Linked DNA regions of Homo sapiens: region 1 is linked to region 2. Evidence: chromatin loops called from intact Hi-C (ENCODE). Cell type or tissue: PC-3. All regions are shown on one strand. Each heading gives the region's core, and the rest is flanking DNA. Links, peaks and the distances in the headings are about the cores only.

Region 1 (7,865 bases), core at 1,228-6,227, 530 kb after region 2:
CTCCCTGAATTCCAAACGTGGCCATAGTTTTGTTCAGTGGAACTACACATAGGTAAGAAGAGATTTGCATTTCACGTAACAATTTTCCAAAACAGGGATTCAGATGAAATTTCTCTAAGTCATTTGCTACTGAGGCTAAACCTGCCAATTGCCTTAAACCTTTCATCTTCTTTCAACCTCTTATGGCAATGCTGTGTGTGGCCATTCTGGTTAGTCTCCTATGAGGCCTTGTCTTGTGCAGGGAGAACCCAGAAATGGAATACATAGTTCTGACTATGGTGCTGAGGACAGTGGAGGGTGATTGCCACCCATCTGGCATGATCCCTGAGCTTGCACTGAGGATATATTCACAAGGCGGAAGTGGGTCAGAGTGTCCCCACATACCTGTAGGCTTTGAATTCTGCTGATAGTTACAACTAACTGAAAAATATACAGTCTTTATTTTATAAACATCACATCTGTACTTTTCTCTATAACATTTGGCTATTTATTATCTCAGTACAATAATTGTAGTTAAGTAGAAATGTAAAATCTTAGAGATATATGAGTTTTTAGAAATCATCCAACCTAAGACAGTGTGGCAATTCCTCAAAGAGCTAAAGACAGAAATAGTATTTGACCCAGCAATCCCATTACTTGGTATATACCCAAAGGAATACAAATTGTTCTATTATAAAGACACATGCATGCATATGTTCATTGCAGCACTATTCACAATAGTAAATATATGGAATCAACCTAAATGTCTATCAATGATAGACTGGTTAAAGAAAATGTGGTACATATAAACCATAGAATACTATGCAGCCATAAAAAATAAAGAGGTCATGTCCTTTGCAAGGATATGGCTGGAGCTGGAGGCCATTACCCTTAGCAAACAATCACAGGAACAGAAATCCAAATACTACATGTTCTCCTTTATAAGTGAGAGTGTAATGATGAGAACCCATGGACTTATAGAGTGGAACAACACACACTGGGGTCTATTGGAGGGTGGAGAGTGAGAGGAGGGAGAGAATCAAGAAAAATAACTAATGGGTATTAGGCTTAGTATGTTGGTGATAAAATAATCCGTACAACAAACCCCCATGTCACAAGTTTACCTACGTAACAAACCTGCACATGTACCCCTGAACTAAAATAAAAGTTAAAAATAAGAAATCATCCACCTAATGCCCACCAAAATTCACATTTCAAATATTTCGATATTTTAAGGGTTAAATGTATTTTTTCTTCATCCACGTTCAACATAATGTCTTGTTTGGTATTTTAGATCACCTTGCCCTTCCACCACAGATCCTTTTAAATCTGTGGCATAGGCTATGAAATTCTTCTTTAATCTCTACTAAGACTGGACCAATGCTTGTTGTTACTAGTCCTCTCCAGTGAGGCTTCCAGACCTACCCCATGTCCTCCCCACCCTCTCCTGAACTATGATAGTTATTGGTCTACCTCCATTGTACCACAGAGTTGTTCTCTTGGCACTTTCTAATTTTATCTCTTTAGCTTTTGTCCCACTAATATCTAATTTTTTTCTTAGCCCAAATGGCACAGACCACTAGGAAGGAATCCCTTGTTGTTCTTTTATTGTACTTGTTAGATGTATTCAGGCTTAGAGCTAAGACTCTATGATAAGCAGTTTCACAACCTCTCTCTAAAGTGGCTTGCTGAAGCTCAGACAATCTGGTTTTAAAAACACAAATGTCTCATTCATAATAATGAATGTTATATCTAGCAAACTCAATGTAGGTGAAAAGAGAAAGTAGAGAAATCCTATGTGGAAATAAATGAAGACCAACCCAATGTGGAAATAAATGAAGACCAATCAAATAAGAACAGCAAAGGCTACTTATTCAGAGCTTCTCAGAGTAGAGTAAGAGATTCAACCAATGCCACCTGCATTTACCAGAGACTCCAAGACAGGCAGAAGATCTGGAAAGTTTCATGGGGGTGAAGAAAGAAGGCTCTAGGTGTGCCCTGACTGGAGGATGTTGGCCTGGGGAAGGTGCAGGTGGACTAAGGAAAAGCAGGTGTTTTACCAGATGGGTTAGGAGCATATTTGCCTTTTTTCTAGTTGGTCCTAAGTTTGAAGCAGGGACAAAAGTTAGGGAAACTGCTCATTAACAATCAAGTCCTGGCCCTTTTGGGCCAATTGTTACAGGTGTTATTGTTTGGTTTCCCATATCACTGCTAGAGAGAGTGCCCTGCCTTCCTACAAGTCTGATTTGGAGAGAGAAGGCTGGCTTCCTCGGCTGGTTACTGTAGATCATGGGTTGGTTTCCTAGGCAGGTTTGCTATAGATTATAGGAATTTTTCTGCCTCTCCAGAGTCCCCCAGATGCTGGGGTGATCCACAGGACAGTGATCACAGTTGTGCTTCCTTGAGGTTTGATTCATACCATAGCATTCCATAGAAGATGTAGGTTATAGCTCCGATGGTAATCAATTTGAAATTAAATGAACTAGTATGTTTTGGTGGTACACAGATACATCTATGCAATATCAAATGTCAATGTATTTCCTCTCTGGGAAATATTCAGTGAATTAGAAAAGGAAACACATGATGTAGCCAATTTAAAAATAGGTCTTGCTATATGGATGTTCTGATACCTTTGTAGAGTACACATGTATCTGCTGTATGTGTGATCAATCAGATTATCACGAAAGCATGGACTTCAGTCCCTCAACAACTTTGAGACCACAGGGCTTGCAGAATTTGTGGCTTGAACATCAAACAGCCTTAAGAAAGTCAAACAGAAGATGCAGAAAACTAAATTGCAATAAGAGTAAACCCTCGGGAAATAACAAATATTTATTTAAAACCAGATTTCTGTGTATTTGATGAGAAATGTCTTAGGAGTTCCTTCCTTCTCTCCTGGCACTAATGGGTATGTGGTAGTGAGTGTGGTGGGAGGATGGGAGTCATAGAATTATCTGTTTATTCTCTTCTCCTGCAATTGAATCTGAACCAATTTTGCCAGAAACTAATTTTGTTTGTTTATTTTACTATCATCAATCCCTGGGCACAGATCCCTAATCTTTCCTCCAAAAACAAAAAAAGGAGAATTTCTGATTCATGGAAGGTGCTAGCAAATGTTGTTAAATACATGCATGAATGCAGCAATGAATGGATGAATGAATGAAAGGCTTTATTGCCCTTTTCCTGTTTGTTCAAGGGGTTAGTAAAACTTTTGTATTCCATAGCTACCTTATCTTTCACATATTTAGAATAAATGCCATACTTATTGCTTCAGATGGCCTTCTTGTATTACATTCAGAGAAAGATATTGGTTGAAATACAGTATCTAAAGCGAAACACTAGTATATATTTCTCATGCGGGCTTGCTTGAGACCTTTGGGCATAAGCAATTTATCAATGAGGGTCTAAAAAAGAAAAAGAAAATTATTTTGTGTGTTTCAGACAGACACATTTAAACAGAAATAATTTAAGCAGTATTGTTTATCCACATGATGAAGAAGCTGAGCATCCATGCCGGAGTGAGTGAGGCCACCCAGGGAAGAGCCATCCTAGAGAGCTGTTGCCACCCTGGGCTTGAAGACCGGAGGCAGGCATCAGAGCCCAGGGCTGGGGCCACCCAGTGGCAAAGGCAGGCACAGAATTCTACAAGGACACAGAGGAGACCCAGGCACTGCCAGCCTCCACCTAAAAAAGGAGGAGAAGAAAAGCTCTGGTTTCTCCCTCTCCTTCCCACTCTCATTTCCTGCTGGAACTTCCTATTGGCTGAATCCTGCCAGAATAAAGCTGTCTTGGGAGAAGGGGAAATGCAGCTTGTAGGGATCAATCCTGTGTGCAGGGAAGGGGTGAAGAGTGGGATGAGGACAAAGAAAAATAAGAAGCAGCCCGGGGTGAGGGAGACAGTTATGATGAATATTCCCGAATCTAGCATGACTAGGGCCATGGCTGTGATCAAGTTATTAACTTGGATGAGCAAACCCACTGCCAGTGGAGTTTTCCTGACCCCTAATGTTCAGAAAAAAATTGATTCTAACCTTCTTTCCAACAACTGTGGAAGTCTGAAAACATTCCCCAGATCTCTCCAAATTTTTAGCAGATCTACATTTCCCCATCTATGTTGTCAATGTAGTATCTCCATGAATTAGATTGTCTTGTGTGTGTTTTAAGGAAGTCCTTATATCATTGCCCTGATATGATCTCAGGTCCAAGCAACAATTTGTTCTGCTTTATTTCCCTCATCAAAGACATTTGATACATCAGGGTAGAAGAGTCTGTACTGGAGACCTGGGGGGATGGGGAGTTACCTCGCCTACTGCGTGAGATAGAAGTTACAATGCCTGGGTCTCCTGACACTGATAATCTCTCACCCATTTATACAAATATATACCTCCATTCCTATTTTATCAGCTTTTTTCCTTTCTTTCCTACTTCTATATTAACTGCTTACTCTCTTTTGTCATGAATAGTGCCTAGGCTCTCAAAATTCTTGTTTCTGTTGGGCATTTAAGTTACCCCTGACATCACTGATAAACTGAGCTCCACACCCACCTCAAAGTATTTCACAGATCAACAAGAACTCTCCTGTGATAGGATCTTCGTGGAAAACAGAAGTTCTTAGATTGGATGAAACATTTATGGATTTTTTTTTCTCTAAGTGAATCTATTCTCAAGCAATTTACAGCTCCTAATATTGAGATCATCTAGACACTCAGCACTCTTGAAAGTCATAAAATATGTGTGATTTCACTTTGCCTTTAAGATACATCTATCATATTTAAAGTTATTTAATATACCTCAGCATTATGTCATTTATATATGTTAAACATTACCTTATTCAGGTGATCAAAGTCAACATCAATAGCAATTAGTTGGGTTCATAATATGTACCCTTGGCTGGGGGTGGTGGCTCACGCCTGTAATCCCAACACTTCAGGAGTTCAAGACCAGGCTGGCCAACATGGTGAAACCCCATCTCTACTAAAAATACAATTAGTTGGGCGTGGTGGCAGGTGCCTGTAATCCCAGATATTCGGGAGGCTGAGGCAGGAGAATTGCTTGAATTCAGGAGGTGGAAGTTGCAGTGACCCAAGATGGACCCACTGCACTCCAGCCTGGGTAACAGAGAGAGACTCCATCGCAAAAAGAAAGAAAGAAGGAAAGAAGGAAAGAAAGAAAGAAAGGAAGGAAGGAAGGAAGGAAGGAAGGACCCTTGATAAGATGTGATGAAAATGGCATTTCATTTTTGTAGTCTTCCTTCCCCAAACCCACAACTTCAATCTAATCAAAAGCAAAACATCTGTCAAGTCCCAATGGAGAGGAGGGATTTTACCATATACCTGACCAATGTTCTTCACAACTGTGGAAGTCATTAAAAACAAGGGAAATCTGAGAAAATGTCACAGCCAAGGGAAGCATCAGGAGTTATGTCTACTAAATGTAGGCTCTGCCCTCAGCCTACCCTGGGTGATGTCACCCACCTACGGTTGTTGTCATGCACTTGGATCAAGGCAGAGTAGCATCTGATTCATTGCATAAACAATGAGGCTGAGTCCCTGATGCCAGTTCTGGCACCAAAGTCAATGGCGTGAGACTCCATTTGTGGAATTTCCTCTCCACTTTGCCTGAATTTTTAAACTCCTTTTAAAATATTAAAGACAATTAAGAGTTTTACAATTGATATTGGAAATGCTATAAAATCATGACATCATGATTTTATACGATGTTTGCTCAGGGCAGATTTTCTTGTATTTAATATTTCCTTTTTGTCATTTCTGTGGTGATTTTTTTTTCATTTAACATTTAGCACTGTACTTTTCTTTTTGGTTAATCTTTCCTTTTGCTAAGCAGTGGATTAGAATAGATTAATTTCAGTGTGTTTTTCTCTGAATTTATCTTACATTAGAAACATTCTACAGGAAATGAGTTAAATATCAGCATTTTATTTTGATCAGAAATTGCAAGCTGTTGTGAAAATAGAATTTACTTTTTTTAAAGAAAAAGAATAAAAGAATATAACCAGTATTGGTAGTATTTTGACCTGAATTTCACTGCTTTCTTTAGAAAGTAGGCCTGAACGAGACAAGTTTTCTCTTCTCTGATGTTAACTGTGACAAATTTTAGAGCAACAAAAAAATTGCTTGGATTCTCAAGGGTTTTGATATATTTTCTCTGTGGCTTGATAAAAGCCAAAGCCATTCTATGAAGTGCAGGTCTTTTTGGGGTTTGCGCTCTTTTTTCGTTGATTTGGAATGAAGATTTCTGAAGCAGTGGGGATTAGCGTCAGGTCCTGATTTTGCAACTGTCTATTGTCTGCAGGACCGTATTCCAATATGCTTCTTACAAATCAACCCATGGGTGGTTGGGGCAGCTGTCGGGCTCTCTCGGCAGGGGGATCTATGAGGACAAAAGAAATAATAATAGAGAAGGCAGGAGGAAGCTTTAGGAGGTAATGGGTATCTTTATGATAAAGACTGTGGTGACGGTTCATGGGTGTATATTTATCTCCAAATTCACCAAGTTGTACACATTAAATGTGTGCCATTTTTTATATATCAATAATTCCCCCCTAAAGTGGTTTTAAAAAGAAGGAATCAACCCAGTTTGCGATTTGAAAGTTAAATACATGATTCTAGTAAATAGGAATACAAAAAGTTTGTGCCTTTAAAAAAGTGGATCACACTATAAAGCAAATACAAATCATTATCATCTTTCATCTTCCCTTTCAATTTGAGTAATTGTAGAATTTGGGTTGAGGGCTAAGGTATTACATTGTGTAAGAGTTCTAAGATAGTCCATTACATCATTGGGGAAAATAGATAGAAAAGAGCAAGACTTTTTTCACATGTGTAATGCAGGTATGTTTCCTCCAGTGAAACTACCTTTAACAGTTTTACTAATGACTTAGCTAATAAATGCTAATTCTAAAAATAAATGATCACATGAACAAAAGACAATCAGCAAATACCAAGAGCAGTAAAAAGGAAAAAGAATCATGAGAAATTTAAATACTTAATACAGGTAAATTTTCAGTGACCATTAATTCACACCCTTAGTACGTACACTCATATATACATATGCTAATTATAAGTATATATAGTATTTTACATAGAATACAAATATAGAAAATATGCACGTATGGAGTAAGAAACCTAAGGAAATGGTGCCGACATGAGAAATATCGCCTTACCAAAATATTTAAACAGTATAGCTCAGTATTAACTAATTCCCAATAATTTAAACTCAAAGTTCTAGTATTTCATTTCAGAATGGCAGATAATTATATGGGGACAATTGCTAGACCTTCTGTATTACTTTAAAATAGTTCCAGTTAGAAAAAGTAACAGCTCCCCAAAGATGTTCATGCCCTGGCTCCTGAAACCTGTGAATTTGTTCCATTACATGGCAAAAGGGATTTACCAGATACAATTAAATTTATGGATGGGGAGATTTAGCTTGGATTATCCAGAGTCAGGCCACATGAGCCCCTAAAAGCAGAGAACATTCTCCAGCAGAAGCACAGAAATAAGGCAGACAAGAATATTGTGAAATTTAAAATGTGAGAGAGACTTGACTTTGGCTTTGAAGAGGAGGGAGGTGATAAGCCAGAGAATTCAGGTGTCCTTTAGAAGCTTAGAATATCTCCCAAAAAGCTAGGAAGGAAATGGGGACCTCAGTGCTACATCCACCTGGAAGTGATTTCTGCCAACAACCAGAATAAGCTTACAAGTGGATTCTCCACTGCTTCGAGGAAGGAACACAGCTCTGTAGACATCTTGATTTCAGACTTCTGAGACCAGGAGCACAAACATCAGCCAAGCTACCTAGATTTCTGCTCTATAAAATTAGGAAACAATAAATTTGTTGTTTTAAGCCTCCAAGTGTGTGGTAAT
Region 2 (7,865 bases), core at 991-5,990:
AACCTCAAAAAATTACCTGTTCTCATTAAATGTTCTTTCCTAACATGACAAACATGTCATTTCAGCTCATCACCCTTGAACTACGTGTTCCATTTTAGCTGCTCATTCTCTATATGTGTCATTTCCCCTCTTCTCTAATTGTCGCTTTCCAAATCCCAAGGAAAGAGCATTTCAGACACTTGGGTTATTTTTCTCTTCCTTTCATTCAGGTGGCAAAGATGTTAGGGCTTCTAACATCAAGTCTGTTAAGATCAGAGTGGAGGGCATATTGTAAATAAAGGACAGTTGCGGTCACAAGCAGGTCTGGATGATGCCCTTCATCGGTAGCAGAAGGGGAATCTATGTTGGCTTAGATGTGCACGTTGAAAAACTATGTGTAAGAAAAGAATGTGCTCTTAGTCCCTAGTTGATTTGCACTCATTCTTGGAGATAATGACAGGGCAGTGCTCCAACCCATCTCCATGATGGCTTGCTGCTCTGTGACAGTGGACTTATCATTGATATGGCTCTGGGTGGCTGTTGGGTGCCAGGCATGGGTGTGAGTGCTTGGCACCATGCTTACTGCAGAGCTAGCATGTATTAAGGATTGATTGCCACTTCATCATCCTTCCCATTTTATCTTTATCATTGCTGATCTGTTTTGATGTGGGACTGTGATAATTTACCCGAACTGATATGGGTGCCCCAAACCTCCTTGCTTTTAACAGAATGAAATCACATCTAAAGCACCTCTAACAAGTGCTATTTTATTTTGAAATACATCATTTGATAACATTTCATATCTTAAGTCTCAGATCAGGAAGCTCAGAAAAGATAGGCTACTTCATCTTGTTACCTTTGGACTGGAGTTCTAAAGCAGACACCAGTTTTGCACACTGTAACTCCTTTTCAAAAGTGAAACTCATAGTTTTAATGTTATAATCCAGGGACAATGAGCATTTTCTCATCCATTGTCCATTACAGTGCTCTGTGCTTGGGCAGGGATTGTGGGCTGGCGGACAGATGAGCCTCTGGCTCTCTGTTTTCCTCCCTAGCCCATCCCCACCTTCATGCTCAGCATCTCTTATTCCTATAGAAGCTATACTCTTCCCTTGTCTTGATTTGCAGTGCCATTACCTGTTTCTCTGCCCAACCTGAATGTTTTGGTCAATGGGAATGTTGTAGAATTCCTTCCATTCTTAAGGACCTCAACCTTCTGCCTGCTCTGAAGTTCTTGGTCCTGGTGACTCTGTACTTGGCTTCCTTATATCAACTCCATGGTTGCTGCTTATCGATGCAATAGGCCTTACCTCATGCTTCTTGGTTCCTTTGCAAATTCATACATGCATAGAGCTGAGTATGCAGTTGTCACTCAGTAAATATTGAGTGGGTGAGAGACTCTAAACTCAGCTGGACCTTCAGGTTTCTGGTCAGGTTTATTCATATTGAGCCAACTTCCATGAAATTAACCCTTAATTTTTCTACTCTTCAATTTCAAAATTTCAATTATCATGTCTTTTCCTTCCTCCCCATTTGTTTGACTCAAAAAATACAGACAGTGAAATTTGATACACCCTCAAATCTATGTTTTATTTATCTTGAAATCTCACCATTTGTTCAGGTGGTAAGCACTCCTTTTTAAAGAAGGCCTCTTTCCTTTCTTTCACTTTCTTTCCTGGGACCCTAATAGCTTTTCCCCTCAGTTTTCTCTGGATTTTCTTCCAGTTCCTCTCTCTTTTATGTATTCATTTATTTATTATTATTATTTAGAGACAAAGTCTTGCTCTGTTGCCTAGGCAGGAATCCAGTGGCACATTCTTAGCTGTCTGCAGACTTGAGCTTCTGGACTAATGCAATCCTCCTGCTTCAGCCACCCAAGTAGCTAAGACTACAGACACACACAACTATGCCTGGCTAATTTTTAGTTTTATTTTTTGTAGAGACGAAATCTCATTATATTTCCCAGGTTGGTCTCGAACTCCTGACCTCAGGTGATCCACCCGCCTCAGCCTCCCAAAGTGCTAGGATTACAGGCATGAGCCACCATGCCTGGCCACGTGTCTGAAACTTGATGTGCGCGCGCGCGCACACACACACACACACACACACACACACACACACACACAAAATGATTCTAATCTCATCTAAACAAAATCCATCTGCTGTTTATCCTATTAAAATGAATGGCATCACTATCCTTGAAGTCACTTACATTATCTATCTTAAGTCCATCTGTGTCTCTTTGCTCTGTGTTCCCCAAATGTAGCAGATTATAACAACCACTCTTTTATTACATTTTGCATTTGTGGGGTCAGGAATCTGGGCAGGGTTCAACTGAGAGATTCTTTTGCTCTCATAGTATCTACTGAAATTACTCAATGGGTTTCAGCTTTACTCATGGCTGGAGAGTTGGGCTCATGTGTGACCCATCAACTATAGCACCTAAATGTGTTCTCTCTAGCATGGCCATCTCAGGGTAGTTGGACTTCTGACCTAGTGTCTCAGTGTCTTAAAGAATGTGTTCTAAGCTACAGGATGTAGCAACTGCCAGGCTTTTAGGTCCTGGGCTTGGAAACTAGCACAACATGACTTCTGTTGTATTAAAATGAGCAGAGCGAGCAGAGCAGTCACTGAGCCAACCCAGATTCCAGGTGGAGAACATAGATCCAGCTCTCAATGGGAGGAATGCCCGAATCTGTGGCCATCTCTAATTTGCCGTAGTTTCCATTACCCACAGTTATTGTGTACTATGTTTGCCTTTTGATTCACATTGAAACCCTCAAAGTCACTGCTTCATTTATTTCTCTTCTTAACAATTGTAATGGCTTCAAACTGACTTCTCCATTTCTATGTTCTCATCTGCCTAGTTTCCTAGGTACACTATTGTGATAATGGTCTTATTAATATTAATAAGATCTTCTAACATTAATGTACTATGGTAGCTTGTTGCCTGAAAATAAAGACCTCACACCTTAGTGTAGTTTGCCTTCCATATCTTAACCTACTCTGTAAGCTCTTCCCAATACTTCCCTTTAAACTTCCTAGATCGAGTACAGCACACCATTCCTAAAACATGTTGCGTACCTCTTCCTCTTGCCCCTCCAATGTGCCTTTTCATCCTCCTCCCTGGGGACGGAACGTCCTTCCAGAAACCTCCATCTGTTGAAATCCTCTTTATCCTCCAGCATTACACTCAGATTTGAGCCCCTGCATGGACCCGTCATAGATCCTTCTCTGTAGCAGTCGTATTCTCCCTTGACTCCCACAGCACTCCTGTTCTTTTTGAGGTTTGCTAACAGCTTGGATTATAGTTATTTTTACAGGCCTGTATTACTTTAATGCTTGTTAATCATTTAAATTGTTCATAATCTTTAAAGTTTCCAAGCATAGTACTTTTATTTCACCCAGTAGGTGCTCGATATAGATTTTATTTGATTCACACTTGATCTCTAGCCAGATATTTTGCAGGCAGATTATCTACAATTTTAAAAGGTTATCCTGCATCACTAAATACAGAATTTAGCAAATCGTGATGATTTTTTAAAGTTGGGCAGCATAATATTCATCAATTTATTAGTAAAAGACAATGGCTGTGGCCTTCTTAAAACTAAATATTTTAAATGTTAAAAAGGGATGGGCAGGTATTTGTAGGGTTTCCACATATAGACCTGTGTTTGCGCAAGGGGTTAGGACAGGTGACCAAGGGAAATCCGGCCAATCCCAACTATTAATCTGCATTCCTTAGGAGTGAGTGTGACGACAGTACAGCTTAAGCTTGAGCATTTCTCGTTTAAAACAAATGGGCTATGTCATGCAATTATTGGGAGAATGAGAGGTCTGTATTGAGATACACGCACTCACGCATGCATTCATACACACACACGACCTGGGATATGACTAGAAAAATATGCTGCTCTAAGCCCTCCAAGCTCTCCTCTATCTCCACAAAGTGTAACCTTAAAGTTAGTGAGGAAGTTTTACCAGAAGACCACCCACCAGAAAACGAACTCACAGTCATCTGATTCTTCTCTTTTGTGTGTTTTAGGCACTTTCCACACATGAGGAGAAGAAGAGCTTCTGTTTAGAAGACACGTGCCCAGAGTCAGAGGCCCCTTGCCCACCATGAAGGGAACCTGTGTTATAGCATGGCTGTTCTCAAGCCTGGGGCTGTGGAGACTCGCCCACCCAGAGGCCCAGGGTACGACTCAGTGCCAGAGAACCGAGCATCCAGTCATCTCCTATAAAGGTAAGGAACCAGCACGCACTGATTGCAAAGCCGTCATCTAAATGCACATTCTGTGTTTAGTGATAGAAGATAATAGAGCATCACGAATGCTGTATAATCCAGTGGCTCTTGTTTCAGACACAGTTTAAAATAAAGGTAAAACTACAAAAGCCTCTATCATTAGAATTTCATATCCAGAAACTGATTACCACCTCAAGAGGGATCTAAGACAGGGATTACCAAGGTAAAAAAATCTCATTATTTCTGGTCACCTTTATTTAACAGGTACTGTGGGCCTCCTAAGTGTTTGAACCAAAGGATAAAAATGTGACCATAAAAATAACAACAAAACCAAGGAAAGCCTAAAATTCTTCACTATGGCATTTCCCTGCAAAGCCTTAGTCTTGCCACAAACCTAGCCCTTTGTTTCTATCTAGCATTGCATGGCAGCAGAATTGATTTAATGTCCCAAGTATCTCTATGGATTGGTAGGATTAAATAATTAATCTGTATATCCACTCATTTATTCTTTCATTCATTGAAATTTATTTAAGGTCCTTCACACCCGGGGCACTCAAGCATTCAGAGTGGAAAAGAAAATAGACTCTATCTCTGTCCTCAAGGAATTATATTATCAGGCTAAATATGATGAATGAGACATTGTATTTCAGTAATTCATGCAACAAGTGGTTTTATATTTTGTTGTTTTTAAAACTTTGTATCAAACACTTTCAAATATCTATGGAAATAGAAAGAATAGTCTAAGGAGCACAAAAAAAGAAAGAATAGTCTAAGGAGCATGCAGCCCCACACTTATCAATTCATGGCCCATCCCCATCCTTTTTCATCTAAATTTCCACTCATGCTTCATCTCATACCCATTAAATTATTTTGGAGGAAATTAAAAAAAAATCAAATAATTTTATCCATCAGATTTCAGTTGATAATACTCAAAGATAAGGAATTCAGTACCATTATCACAGCAAACAAACAAACAAATAATAAATGATTTCATGACATCATCAAGCACCCAGAGGGCATTGAGAGATCTTTCATGGGTTCATAAATACTTCGGCATCTTTTGGCCAGTTAAGTCAAATCGAGATTTAAGTAAATTCCATGCACTGCCATTGGTTGGTATATTTCTTGAGTCTCTTTTAATATTTTACTTTTATTTCACACCCTTTGCAAATTACAGAAACCAAGTTCTTTGTCCTGGACAGTTTCCCACAGTCTGGAGTTTGCTCATCGCATTCTGATTGTGTGCTTCAAATATTCCTCTTTCCAAAGATGTCTGTAAATTCCTAGTAATCTCAAGACACCTGCTGAGATCCAGGTTTGGATCTTTTTGTCTTGACCGTGTCATGGGTAGTGCAGCGTATTTCCTTCAGGAGGCAGAGCATATCCAGCTGGGAAATGATCAGTCATTGATGATCACAGCCTCAATCTACTGATTCATCTGTGGGTACAAAACTGGGATTTTCTCATTTTATTATTTTGCTCATTTAATGGTTAGAATACTTCTATATAAACTATCTTTCCTTCATCAACTCTTTACGTATCCTGAAGGTACACCTTATGCAGGAAAGGCAAAATAAATGTTCCCCGCCCCCCATCAATTTATACTTTTATTTTTTTTTAAATACACAAGTAGGTTGGTTCTTTAACATCCCACAGGTCATTCATTTGTCATCCAAAGGGGATGAATAAGATGTTATGTTTGCCTTTTTCTTATTTTGATTATTATAATTATTATTAATACATGAATTTCAACATATTTGATGTATTTTAATCCATGTAGTTTACATCCTTGTACATGGTGAAATTATAGCATTTTAAGCCCAGTGTAGCCTCTTGAGAGCAGCTTCTGGACTCTTCTGACTCCATCCAAGTCATCTTTGAGAGCTTCTTTACTCTCTGGGTTGACAAGATGTTCCTATTCCTTTTACTTATTTCCTTCCACAGACCTGGGAATCACTCATTTCTGTATGCTTTGAGCACCAAAGGTGCCCACAGGTCTTCTCAGTGGACAGTGCTAACAAAAGCATTTTTAAAACATACCATAAACTTCTCCTGATACTCCCAACTCATCTCCAGGACTCTAGGGTCTTTGTTAACCTTTCCCATCTTAGTGTCTATTTCTTCCTTGCACAAAATCTCAAGTCTCTGCTGACCAACCTAATTATTTCTTTGCCTTTTTTCTTTAGTACACAGTCATTTTAGAATAACAGCTTCATGCAAACCTAGTTGTTTTGGATTATTGAAAAATCTTTAAAATGACTTTTTTCTCTCTCTTTTTTTTTTGTCCTCGCGTATATATTTCACTGGAAAATTTTAGTGAAATTAGCAAAATTACTGCTTTAAAACCAGTAGAAATAATTTCTTTCTGCGTGGTTATGGCACCAACCCAAGACCCAGTTACTATCATTTGTTTAATTATTGAAGCAAAAGGTGTTCAAAGGAATCTAGCTTTGCTTCCTGTTTTCTTGATCCTATTCCAGAGCTCTTTCTGCATTTAGCTATTTACCTATATTTTATGGGTTAGGCTACTTTTGTAATAGAAGCAAAGCAACACACACACATACAAATATATATTTATGTTCTCTTTCCTTAGATGAAAGGTGGCAATTATATAGACTTGTTTCTGTGTAACATTATTTTAACCTAATGATATATGCTGGAGCCTACTCTCTAGAAGAGTGTAGAGATTGATGTCATTCTTTTTTTTTTTTTTTTCGGTAGCTACATAGCTTCCACTATGTGATGAGCCCTAACCTAATCAAAAACACCTTACTGAGAGATGCTTAGGTTATTTTCTGCCATTTGTGACCATGGATAGTGTTTCAGTGAGTAATGCCTCCTGTAAACATTATGTAATATTTTTGCAAGTGTACCGTTGAAAGAGATTATTCGAATTGGGATTTCTGGGCCAAAGGGTGAATGCATATGTCGTTTTGTAAATGTTGCCCAATTCTCTTTCATAGAGGTTGCACCACTTTGCATTCTAGTTGCCCTGGATATGAATACCTATTTCTCTGCCGCCTTTCCTGCAGAGTACACCGTCAGGCTTTGGGATTTGGACCAAACTCAGTGCATAAATGGCATCTCAGTGTATTTTTATTTGCATGTTTTTAATTCGGAGTGAACCTTCAATGAACATTTAAGAGAAGCCTGTTGTGTACAGGGTTTTTACTAGATATTGAGGAGATCAAGAAGATGCTCAGTTCCTGTTAAAAGGGTTTAGACTATTTTTAGGAATGTGAACCAAAAGGGCCATTGCGTAATATTCTGTGAAGGGTCCTAACAGGTGCCTGTGTTGGGTGCTGCAGAGCCTAGGAGAGGGGCTCTAAGCCCACATCCTGGGCTGTAGGACGGTGGTTGAAAAAGGTTTCTAGGATGAAGCCATGCCAGAACTGCATCCCAAGTGATTGTTAGAAGGTGTTTACAAAACTTATGAAAGGAGAGGTTTCCAGGGAGAGGAAAAGAGCAAGTGATAAGCCCTGAAGTGAGAGAGGGAGCATTGCGGGTCCTGGCAAGCCTCACGCACAGGAAGTCAGGACATCTTATTTTACGATATGGAGGAGGAGGTGGAGGGCATGAGGCTCACATGGCAAGTGGGGATTCGGAGGTGCCTGGCATTGGAAGTCATCTGAATAAGTTT

The links. Hi-C counts contacts between places; a loop is a spot of excess contacts. Peaks named below come from ENCODE experiments on the same cell type or tissue, not always from the same donor. Only the 100,000 strongest peaks of a DNase experiment are listed, where the experiment ranks them.
Region 1: a loop joins it to region 2, with 2.5 times the contacts of the local background. A loop is called at or near these places in 1 of 110 quality-filtered maps.

What each region holds. Positions count from the first base shown.
Region 1 is chr5:8,847,021-8,854,885 of GRCh38, reverse strand. The region is part of intron 1 of LINC02199 (long intergenic non-protein coding RNA 2199); the gene reads right to left. Among named protein-coding and RNA genes, the nearest start is that of LINC02199, 11 kb to the right of the region's middle. In PC-3, for the core only: CTCF peaks have their summits at 3,393 and 3,596 (motif pointing left); a DNase peak (open chromatin) is centred at 5,485; H3K27ac peaks cover 1,116 bases.
Region 2 is chr5:9,376,183-9,384,047 of GRCh38, reverse strand. SEMA5A (semaphorin 5A) reads left to right here. Exons shown (of 23, transcript NM_003966.3): 3 at 4,025-4,225. The coding sequence starts at 4,102. Among named protein-coding and RNA genes, the nearest start is that of SEMA5A-AS1, 130 kb to the left of the region's middle. In PC-3, for the core only: no CTCF peak of the experiment used is centred there; a DNase peak (open chromatin) is centred at 3,717; H3K4me3 peaks cover 1,261 bases; H3K27ac peaks cover 2,289 bases.